Linked DNA regions of Homo sapiens: all the other regions are linked to region 3. Evidence: chromatin contacts called from ENCODE Hi-C or POLR2A ChIA-PET data. All regions are on one chromosome and are shown on one strand. Each heading gives the region's core, a stretch centred on a gene start or an enhancer-like site at or near the end of the contact. The rest is flanking DNA. Distances are from core to core; before and after follow the strand shown. Region 1 overlaps CPM (carboxypeptidase M). Region 2 has its middle 17 kb from the start of LYZ. Region 3 has its middle 88 kb from the start of CPSF6.

Region 1 (2,854 bases), core at 105-2,604, 250 kb before region 3:
CCTGGCTAATTTGTGTATTTTTTTTTTTTTTTTGTAGAGATGGGGTTTTGCCATGCTGTCTAGGCTGGTCTTGAAATCCTGAGCTCAAGCAATCCACCCACCTCAGCCTCCCAAGATGTTAGGATTACGGGCATGAGCCACTGTGCCTGGCCTGGTGTTCTTATTTGTTATGAGTGCCTGCAGGTGTCACAGAGCTGTAATTTAAGAAGAGGTTAATTCAGACCCCTTTTGACCCCAGAAAAGACAGTTTGTTGGAGGTCTGCACAGCCCTATTGTCTATTTATTGCTACCATAAGAACTCATCCTTTAGTGGCAAGGAATAATGGCAATTAATTTACTAGTTTCCCCATAAGCTACTGTGGAGAAGAAAGGCTTTTCTTTCAGTCATCCTACTTCCTGAGTTTTACCCTAAAAAGCTCTCATTCTAAAGTGAAGCAAGTGAGAGTCCAGAGTGAAGGATGCTTAGCTCCCAATAGCAGGAGAGGCCTTGAAGTTACCAAAATTAGGTTCCCTAACCGGAACATTTGGTGGATTAACAAAGGTGGACTACTTCTCACTAGTATCACTGTTTTGAGATTTAAATCTCAAAAATAGATCAGTAGTTTAGTAAAGACATCAAAACCAGCATTGAGCAGCACGTCACCTGCCTGAACACAGCATGTGAGATGAGATGATATACAGTATCCTCTTCAGGGCATCTGACATAATGATGAAATGTGCAGGTTCCAGAATCAAAGTGTCAGAGCTAAAACCCAGCTCTGTCACTTACTAGCCATGTGGTATTGGGCAAATTGCTTAATCCCTCTAAATGAATCAGTTTCCTCATCCATATTATGGGATTAACGGTACTTACCCTCATGGGGTTGTTGTGCTATCTCATTTAATTCTTACAAGCTTTAAAAATAGTGCCAGAAACATTGTAAGCACGTGTTTGTTTGAGGGCCTCAGGTGTACAAATTGGCTGATGACAAACTACTGGCCCTAGCAGATGATGTAGTATCAGACCAATTAAAGACAAATTTTCAATATAAACAGTGTACATAACATAGGGATAGACTGCCAATTTGTTATGCCAAGAGACAGCAGAAATGTATGTGCCAGAAGATCTGCACATCAGGTCAAATAGACTACCACTCACTGAAGTTAAAAAGAAAACTGGAGTGTGGATTCAGAAAGTGGAAGGGGCTATTTTGAGAGAACATGTCCTTCAAAATGTATTAGCACAAAAACTGTCACAAACATTCACACCACCAAGCATCAGGTAAATTACTTTTTCAACTCCAAGGACTGAATCTCATTCAGAATTCCCAGGCCCTAACAGCAGAGGACAGTGCTGAACTGGGAAGCCGCATGTTGCCATGAGGGCAGGGCAGAAAGCCAAGTCACCTCTGTTAACTGTGTTGAATCATTAACCATAAACACATTTTTCACAACATTTTCTTTCATGGCCTGTTCTCAAAATTATTGAGGACATCGTGTAGATTTTGACTATCTCAATGTTAATGAGCCTGGAAAGCATGTTAAGAATTTCCAGTCTGGTGCTGTCATGGAGAGACTCCAACTCATCACTGTAAGAGGGCAAGCCAAGAGCTTGTAGACAAGGAAATGGTTCATTAGGAATCAACCAATGACATAAAATTGGTTCAATATGAATCGGTCAATGCCAAAAAAAGGCAGGGGAACTGTCCTAGATTGTGAGACTGTAGACGATGGGTGAGCCTTGCTTGATTTGATTCTGGGAACTACTGGAGAACTTTAAAAATGCAGTATGTTGTTGGATATTACTGAGTTATTATTTTTAGTTTAATAATGATGTGTCATGATTAGGCAGTAAGAAGTCATGCTTAGGAGATGCATATTGGTGTTTTTTGGGATGATGTGACATGCCATTTATCACTTCTAATGGTTCAGTAAAATCAACAGATGGAGCTCATGAGAGAGATAAAGCAAATGTGGCAAAATATTAACAACTGGTGGATGTATATGAATAATGTGTGAGTGCTTATTTTACTATTTTTGTATTTTTTTCTATAGGACTGAAAATTTTCTAAATAAAAAGCTGGAGGGATCAAGAGAATGAAAAGGTAAGCCACAGACTTGGAGAAAATGTTTGCAAAAGACATGTCTGATGAAAGAGTTATCCAAAATACAGAAAGAATTCTGAAAACCCAACAATAAGAAAATAAACAACTCAATTAAAAAATGGACAAAAGATGGAAACAGCAGGCATTTCACCAAAGAAGATAAACAGAGGGCAAATAAGCATATGAAAAGATGTCATCATATGTCACATCATATGTCATCAGGGAAAGGCAAATTAAAACAACAATGAGATATCAATGCATTCCTATTAGAATGGCAAAAATTCAGAACACTGACAACACCAAATACTGGCGAGGATGTGGAGCAACAGGAACTCTCATTCATTGCTGGTGGGAATGCAAAATGGCCAATTTGGAAAGCAGTTTGCAAGTGTCTTACAAAACTAAACCTACTCTTGCCATATGATCCAGCAAACAAGCTCCTTGTTATTTAACAAAATAAACTGAAAACTTACGTCCATATAAAAATTATACAGCTATTTACATTTTTATTTATCATTGCCAAAACTTGAAAGGAACCAAGAGGTCCTTCAGTAGGTGAGGGGATAAATAACCTGTGGTACACTCAGACAATGGAATACGAGTCAGTGTTGAAAAGAAATGATCTATCAAGCCATGAAGATACATGGAGGAAACTTAAATGCATATTACTAAGTAAAAGAAGCCAATCTGAAAAGGCTATACTATATGAGTCCAAGCATATGACATTTTGAAACAGGCGAAATTATGGAGACAATAAAAAGATCAGTGGT
Region 2 (3,037 bases), core at 535-3,034, 180 kb after region 3:
TTTTAAGAAAAACTTGTTGTACTTTAATGTCTAGTTTACAGAAAAACTGGATGATACCTTTTTTATTTTAGCCAATATGTTTACACACAGAATTTTTTTTACAATTAACGTTTTAAAACTTGTTTAGACCTTCAAAACAAAAATTATATATTTCCTGCATAAATTCCTTTTCATAACATTCTTCACAACTTTCACAGACAATCTTTAACATGGCTTAACTTTCTGACTATGTTTTATAACCTTCCTTACTAAAGGTGCATTCTTATATCTGTAACTTTAATATTTCTTTCCTTTCTTCCTACTTTCTCTCCTTAGTCTTTTTGTGTCTGTCTCTGATCTGTCTTTTCTAGTCTCTTTCTTACTCATTCTTTCCCTTTATTTCTCTTTTTAATGTGCACTAATTAGGTGAGTGTTGGTATTAACGGATACATGTATATATCTTAGTTTCCCAAATTTAGGGATGTAACATCTGTTTGCCACAACTGATTAGGTTCCAATCCTCTAGGGTTAACACCTGTTGAAAGAGGGGCTGTGCCTGTGAGCTGGCAATCTGGGCACCGTCAGATAATTTGTTTAGCCAATCTCTGTATAAGTTGAAGTTGTTTAAGATGAGTTTCTCTAATTTTAGTAGAAAAATTGATGCAATTGGGTGGCTTGGTCTAGCAGTGATGTTACAACCTGAAGAGCTGCTTGATCATTGCCATAAGCCAATGGGCCAGGCAGAGAGCTGTGGGCTCGAATGTGTGTAATAAAAACAGGATGTGTACGTTGGTGTAGCAATTGCTGAAGTCGGAGAAAAAGAGCACACAGAGTGGTCTCCAGAGCTAACTTCATGCTGTAAAAGTTCTTTAATAAATAAACAGAGTAACCTCAGCTCTCTGAGTGCTAGTAAACTCTGAGTGATGGAATTGTGTGGTCTCTACTAGACTGCCGCTTTTCCATGTTTACCAGACCCATCAGTAAACAGTGTTAAAGCATTAGGTATGGGGAAGTGCAATACCGCTTCGAATTACCTTTTACTTAAAGGAATCCTGATGATATCAGGGTTATAACTTAGCAATTGACTGCATTAATCATTAAGATGGCAAGTTGAAATAAGTAACATGAAATTTAAAAAGAAAATCTGAAAGCATCTCTAGAAGCAGAAACTTAAATAATATACTTTAACCATGTGCTTAAAGCCACAGGCAGAACAGCTTAAATCTTGCAATTGAGTTTTCAAGCTGATCAAGTTTATGGACTTTAATCTGGCCAACAGTCTTGAAAACAGTGACCCAGTAGTTGGGAAACTGAATTCAGGACTCTTTTAGCAAGTAGAAATCAAAAGACTATCTAATCAGTGGGTTACGACAGTCATTCATGCATATGCTTTCACTACACTTACATACAACTTTTCTTCTAATTTAACAAATATGATTTAGTTAGGTTTAAAGTTCTCCTTTAAAGGGTAATGTGTGGTTTTACATGCCTAGCTTTTAACTACTCTTTAACTAATTCATCGGCCTTCTGTAATCTCTCTCCCTTCAGAGGTTACTGTTTTACCTAAATTGGATTTGGAGAGCTACGTCAGGGGTAGGAGAGAGAGAGCAACAGTGGCCATTATCAGAAAAGAGGTTTTTCAAATTCTTACATTTTACTTAAATTTTAGCAGAGAATTATAATCTGGGATGTCGCTTGTAAACAAGGAGCACTTGCCTTGGGTCACCTGCAGAGCTAGAGAGCTGAGCCGGCGGGTCCCTGGGCGGTAGCTGTTTTACTCTTGTAAAAGCGCTGCCTTTTGCCTGTGCTGGCTCTGTTTCTGTGAACTTCCGGGCTGCCGAGCCTTTCTTTTTATTTACTGCTTGCTCGGCTGCACGGCTTTCGGCTCCTAATGCCTTTTTTCTTATCTTTTTATAAACATACACCTGATTGCCTTGCCGATTCTGCATTACTGGGCAGAGTAAGAGCTCTGCTTCTAATGCTGCCCGCTTAAGACAGGGACTGATAGCTGTAGCATATCCTAGGTCTTTTTTCCTATCTATTGGAGGAGGAGGCTCAGGTATAAACCCCCGTTTCCTCTGTTATTTCGGCCCGGTGATATTAGGGTGGAGGGAAGAGGAGGTGATAAGGCAGGTGACATTTTCTCCTCCTTGCTCTTTTTAGGCTCTTCTGCGTGTAACAGAGCTAAGGCTGCTCTAATTAAAGCCTATAACGTTAAAGCTGTTACTGGGACCTGTTGCCTTTGCACATGTTAAGATTTCTCCCCATTTGTTCCCAGAGTTCTACGTCTAGCGTTCCTTCTTCCGGGAACCACGGGCTTGGGATCACAAGAGTTTGCATTGCAACAGTTTGTCTAGCATGGATGATTAGGTCCCTTAATTGAGCCTGTGAAACTGAGGCTCCGCTAGCCTTAAGTAACTGTTTTAATACTTTCATATAATGTTTCTGCTGTGCTAATAACTGTGGTCCCATGATGAAAACTCAGCTTGACCCAACTTCCCCCAGAACTTGGTAACTTTGAGTGGGCACCAATGACTTGCTGATTACTCACTGACTTGACCGCGCGGTTCCTTTCTTCACCTTTGTTTTCCGGGGGGTCCGTCGCTTTTCCTTCACGCTTCCTTCGCAGCTTTCCTCATGAGGGCAGTCCTCACTCTTCCTAGGCAGCTTGCCTCAGGAGGGGCTCCAACTGCGGGGAGTCTGTTTCTGCAGACCCCTGACTGGCCTCACACGGCTTTCCTCACAGGGCTTTCCTCACACGGGTTTCCTCACACAGGCCACCAGCTGAGGTATTGCTCCTCACACGTGAAGGCATTAGCCGCGGGGTCTGCCCTCAGACCCTGACCCAAACGACAGATGAATAAAACGTACACTGACACACAGATATTCTGTTTTGCCAGTCCAGCTGAGTGTCCAGCCGCCTGCACACCTAGAGAGGTTTGTCACTGTGGACGGCCCTGAGCAGCTCGAACTCCAGGCATTTATTTAGTATACAATTAACAACAGAAGCTTTGAGTAAACTTGAGTAAACACACTTTGAGTAAACTTGAGTAAACAC
Region 3 (2,777 bases), core at 98-2,597:
TTGAGCTCAGGAGTTCAAGACCAGCCTAGGCAATATAGTGAGACCTTGTCTCTACAAAACATAAAAAAAAATTAACTGGGTGTGATGGTACACACCTGTAGTCCTAGCTACTAGGGAGGCTGAGGTGGGAGGATTGTTTGATCCCAGGAGGTTGAGGCTGCAGTGAGCTGAGATCACACCACTGCACTCCAGCCTGGCTGACAGAGCAAAACTCTGTCTCAACAACAGCAACAAAAGTATAGCTCTTTTACTGAAACAACAACAATAAGTCAACCTGTCACTTGCAATTCAAACTGCCAGGAAATGCTAATAATTTGAACTGCCCAGTGTGCAATGCGTCTGTGTCACAGCATGTGACTGCAATGTTGCCTGTGGGGCAGGTTCATAAAGTCATGGTGAAGACACTCATTCTGGATTCACACTGATCTGGAATCCCAATCCAGGTCCACCAATTATGGTCTCTGTGAGCAAGTTACTTTTTTCCCAAAGACAAAATAAAATTAATTATATTACTTTCTTCATAGAGTCACGGTTAGGATTAACTGAGATAATTCACATTAAATCCCCAGCCCTGGCCTTGGCAAATAACAAGTGTGCAATAAATGTCAATTAATAAGTAAATGAGTTGACCTGGCAGCAGACATGGTGGTAAAGCAGGCTGGTGAGCCACACTTGGAGATGAACGAAAGTAATCCCTGTGCCATAGGAAACCAAGCCAGAATTCATGTTGCAGGTACGTAAAATGGCAGGGCATGCCCCACTTATCCAGTACATCCAAAAATGTTCCTGGCTAATTTTAAGAGTTACTCAATCAATGACAGACTTTAAGGATAATTGAATGTTCTTTGTTTCTCTTGGCAAAATCACAATTTGCAGAATTCTATTTGGCAAGAGACATAGTCCAAAGTTCTTTTCTTTTTTTAAGGAAAATTATTTCAATCACAAGAAGTAGATTGCATGGGACAACCTGTGAGAGTCCTTTCAGGTCAAAACATTCTACATCTCTAACAGCATTGTGCACTGGCATGGAACACATGGTAGAAGGAACGTTCCTGGGCTGTGGGGTTGGACAGACCCGAGCCTGGCCTCCTCCTCTGCATGCAGCTTGATCAAGGTCTATCCTTTCTCTGAGTCTCTCTCATCTGCATAAATGGGGAGAGTAATACCTACCTTAGAGGATTGTTGTGAGAATTAAATGAGAGTATTACATATAAAAGTGCCTGGGATAGTTCTAGGCACATGGTAGATAATGAATAAATGGGAATATTTCTACCTTGCTCTCCAAAGTCACTCAGCAGAGTTACCTGAGACTACGAACCTCCCAGGAGAGCTGTTTACTTAGGGAATTACAGCTGCGGGTGAGACTTTGCCATTTGAGTGTGTTCCCTGTGGGACATATCACTTAAATAGCCCGTTGAGACTTTTTTTTTTTTTAAGAGGAAACGGGTTGAAGAGGGTAAGTCAGTGGTGGAAACTTACGGGTTGGAATGTAGGCACTGGTTAGCTGGCTGCTTTGAGGACATCAGGCTACCCTATATTCCTCCATCCACCCGCCCATTCAATAAATTTTTATTGAACACAAATTCTGTGTTAGCATCAGGCTTGAGGCTAGGGATACAACAGTGAAGAATAAACAGTCCCTGCCCTTAAGAGTTCACAGTCCACTGGGAGAAACAGACAAGAACACAAGCAATTAAGATATAGCCCATTGTGGTCAACGCCAAGGGAGGGGAAGTATAGAATGCCATGGACATGATGAGAACAAGACATGTGCTTTAACTTGTACTATTTTCAATGTACTCAGTGAGGGGTGAGGAAAAACAGATGTTTAAACTATTTTTTTAAAGACTGATATATTAAACACTGGTACATCCATTACAACACTTAAAAAATAAAACACTACAAGGCTGGACACAGTGGCTCACCACTATAATCCCAAGCACTTTGGGAGGCCAAGTGAGGAGGATCACTTGAGGCCAAGAGTTCAAGACCAGCCTGGGCAACACAGGGAGAATTTATCTCTATTTAAAATTTAAAATTTTACAAATCAAGTCATAAACATTAGCTGGGCATGGTGGTGTGTGCCTGTGTTCCCAGCTACTTGGGAGGCTGAGGTGGGAGGATTATTTAAGCCCAGGAGTTTGAAGTTGCAGTGAGCTATGATGGTGCCACTGCCCTCCAGCCTGGGTGACAGAATGACACCGTTATCTCCAAAAAAAGAGTGTTATTTGCTTTGGTAGACCTGGAGCAGATTTTCATATCCAGTTATGTAAGCAGTTGGGTTTCCAGTGATGTTTTAATGCAGTCATTGGTGGACACACTCTGGGAAGCTCTGGCTATGAGAGCACATAAAGTCCGCCCCCTGCTCCGGACATGAGGTTTAAAAATCTTTCCACACCACTGGATGGAAATGTGGATGATTGGTAGAAATTACCCAACTAACGGTTAGAGGTGGAAAGGAGTGACGGCACTATTTCAGGCATAATAAGAAGTATCAGAAGTGAGAAAAAACATGGAATATTTGAGATACTAAATGGCACTTATTTAAATGACATCAATTGCTGGGGCATAGAATTGAAGTGGGAAGTGTCGACATACAAGCCAGAGGAGACAAATATAGGAGAAACTCTGTCAGAGACTGTCCCACACTACAGAATACATTTATGGAAAATAATTAGAGCATGCACAAGTGTGCAGAAACCTGTGGGTAGAAGTGTTAAATTAACGTAGAATTTAAATGAGTCAAAACTCTCGGTATAATTTTTCCTAACATTCCT

What was found. Hi-C counts contacts between places; a loop is a spot of excess contacts on that map. ChIA-PET counts read pairs that join two places held with the same protein, here RNA polymerase II (POLR2A). Pooled maps may share reads with other maps.
Region 1: a map of pancreas shows a loop between it and region 3 (2.2-fold over the local background). The contact joins two enhancer-like sites. A Hi-C loop is called at or near these places in 5 of 168 maps with a recorded cell type or tissue (Calu3, colonic mucosa, mammary epithelial cell and 2 more) and 6 of 50 pooled maps. POLR2A ChIA-PET finds 5 or more read pairs at or near these places in 2 of 52 experiments (SK-N-SH and activated CD4-positive, alpha-beta T cell).
Region 2: a map of HepG2 shows a loop between it and region 3 (4-fold over the local background). The contact joins two enhancer-like sites. A Hi-C loop is called at or near these places in 6 of 168 maps with a recorded cell type or tissue (B cell, Caco-2, GM12878 and 3 more), 7 of 37 single-sample maps with no recorded cell type and 8 of 50 pooled maps. POLR2A ChIA-PET finds 5 or more read pairs at or near these places in 8 of 52 experiments (A673, CD4-positive, alpha-beta T cell, CD4-positive, alpha-beta memory T cell and 4 more).

What each region holds. Positions count from the first base shown.
Region 1 is chr12:68,898,002-68,900,855 of GRCh38, forward strand. All of the region lies in intron 2 of CPM (carboxypeptidase M), which reads right to left. Among named protein-coding and RNA genes, the nearest start is that of CPM, 34 kb to the right of the region's middle. Within about 2 kb of position 1,355, at least 5 of the 41 ENCODE cell types and tissues checked have a DNase peak (open chromatin) inside an H3K27ac peak, as active enhancers do.
Region 2 is chr12:69,329,372-69,332,408 of GRCh38, forward strand. No RefSeq gene overlaps it. Among named protein-coding and RNA genes, the nearest start is that of LYZ, 17 kb to the right of the region's middle. RefSeq lists enhancers at 1,799-1,958, 2,799-3,037. Within about 2 kb of position 1,785, at least 18 of the 41 ENCODE cell types and tissues checked have a DNase peak (open chromatin) inside an H3K27ac peak, as active enhancers do.
Region 3 is chr12:69,149,969-69,152,745 of GRCh38, forward strand. No RefSeq gene overlaps it. Among named protein-coding and RNA genes, the nearest start is that of CPSF6, 88 kb to the right of the region's middle. Within about 2 kb of position 1,348, at least 3 of the 41 ENCODE cell types and tissues checked have a DNase peak (open chromatin) inside an H3K27ac peak, as active enhancers do.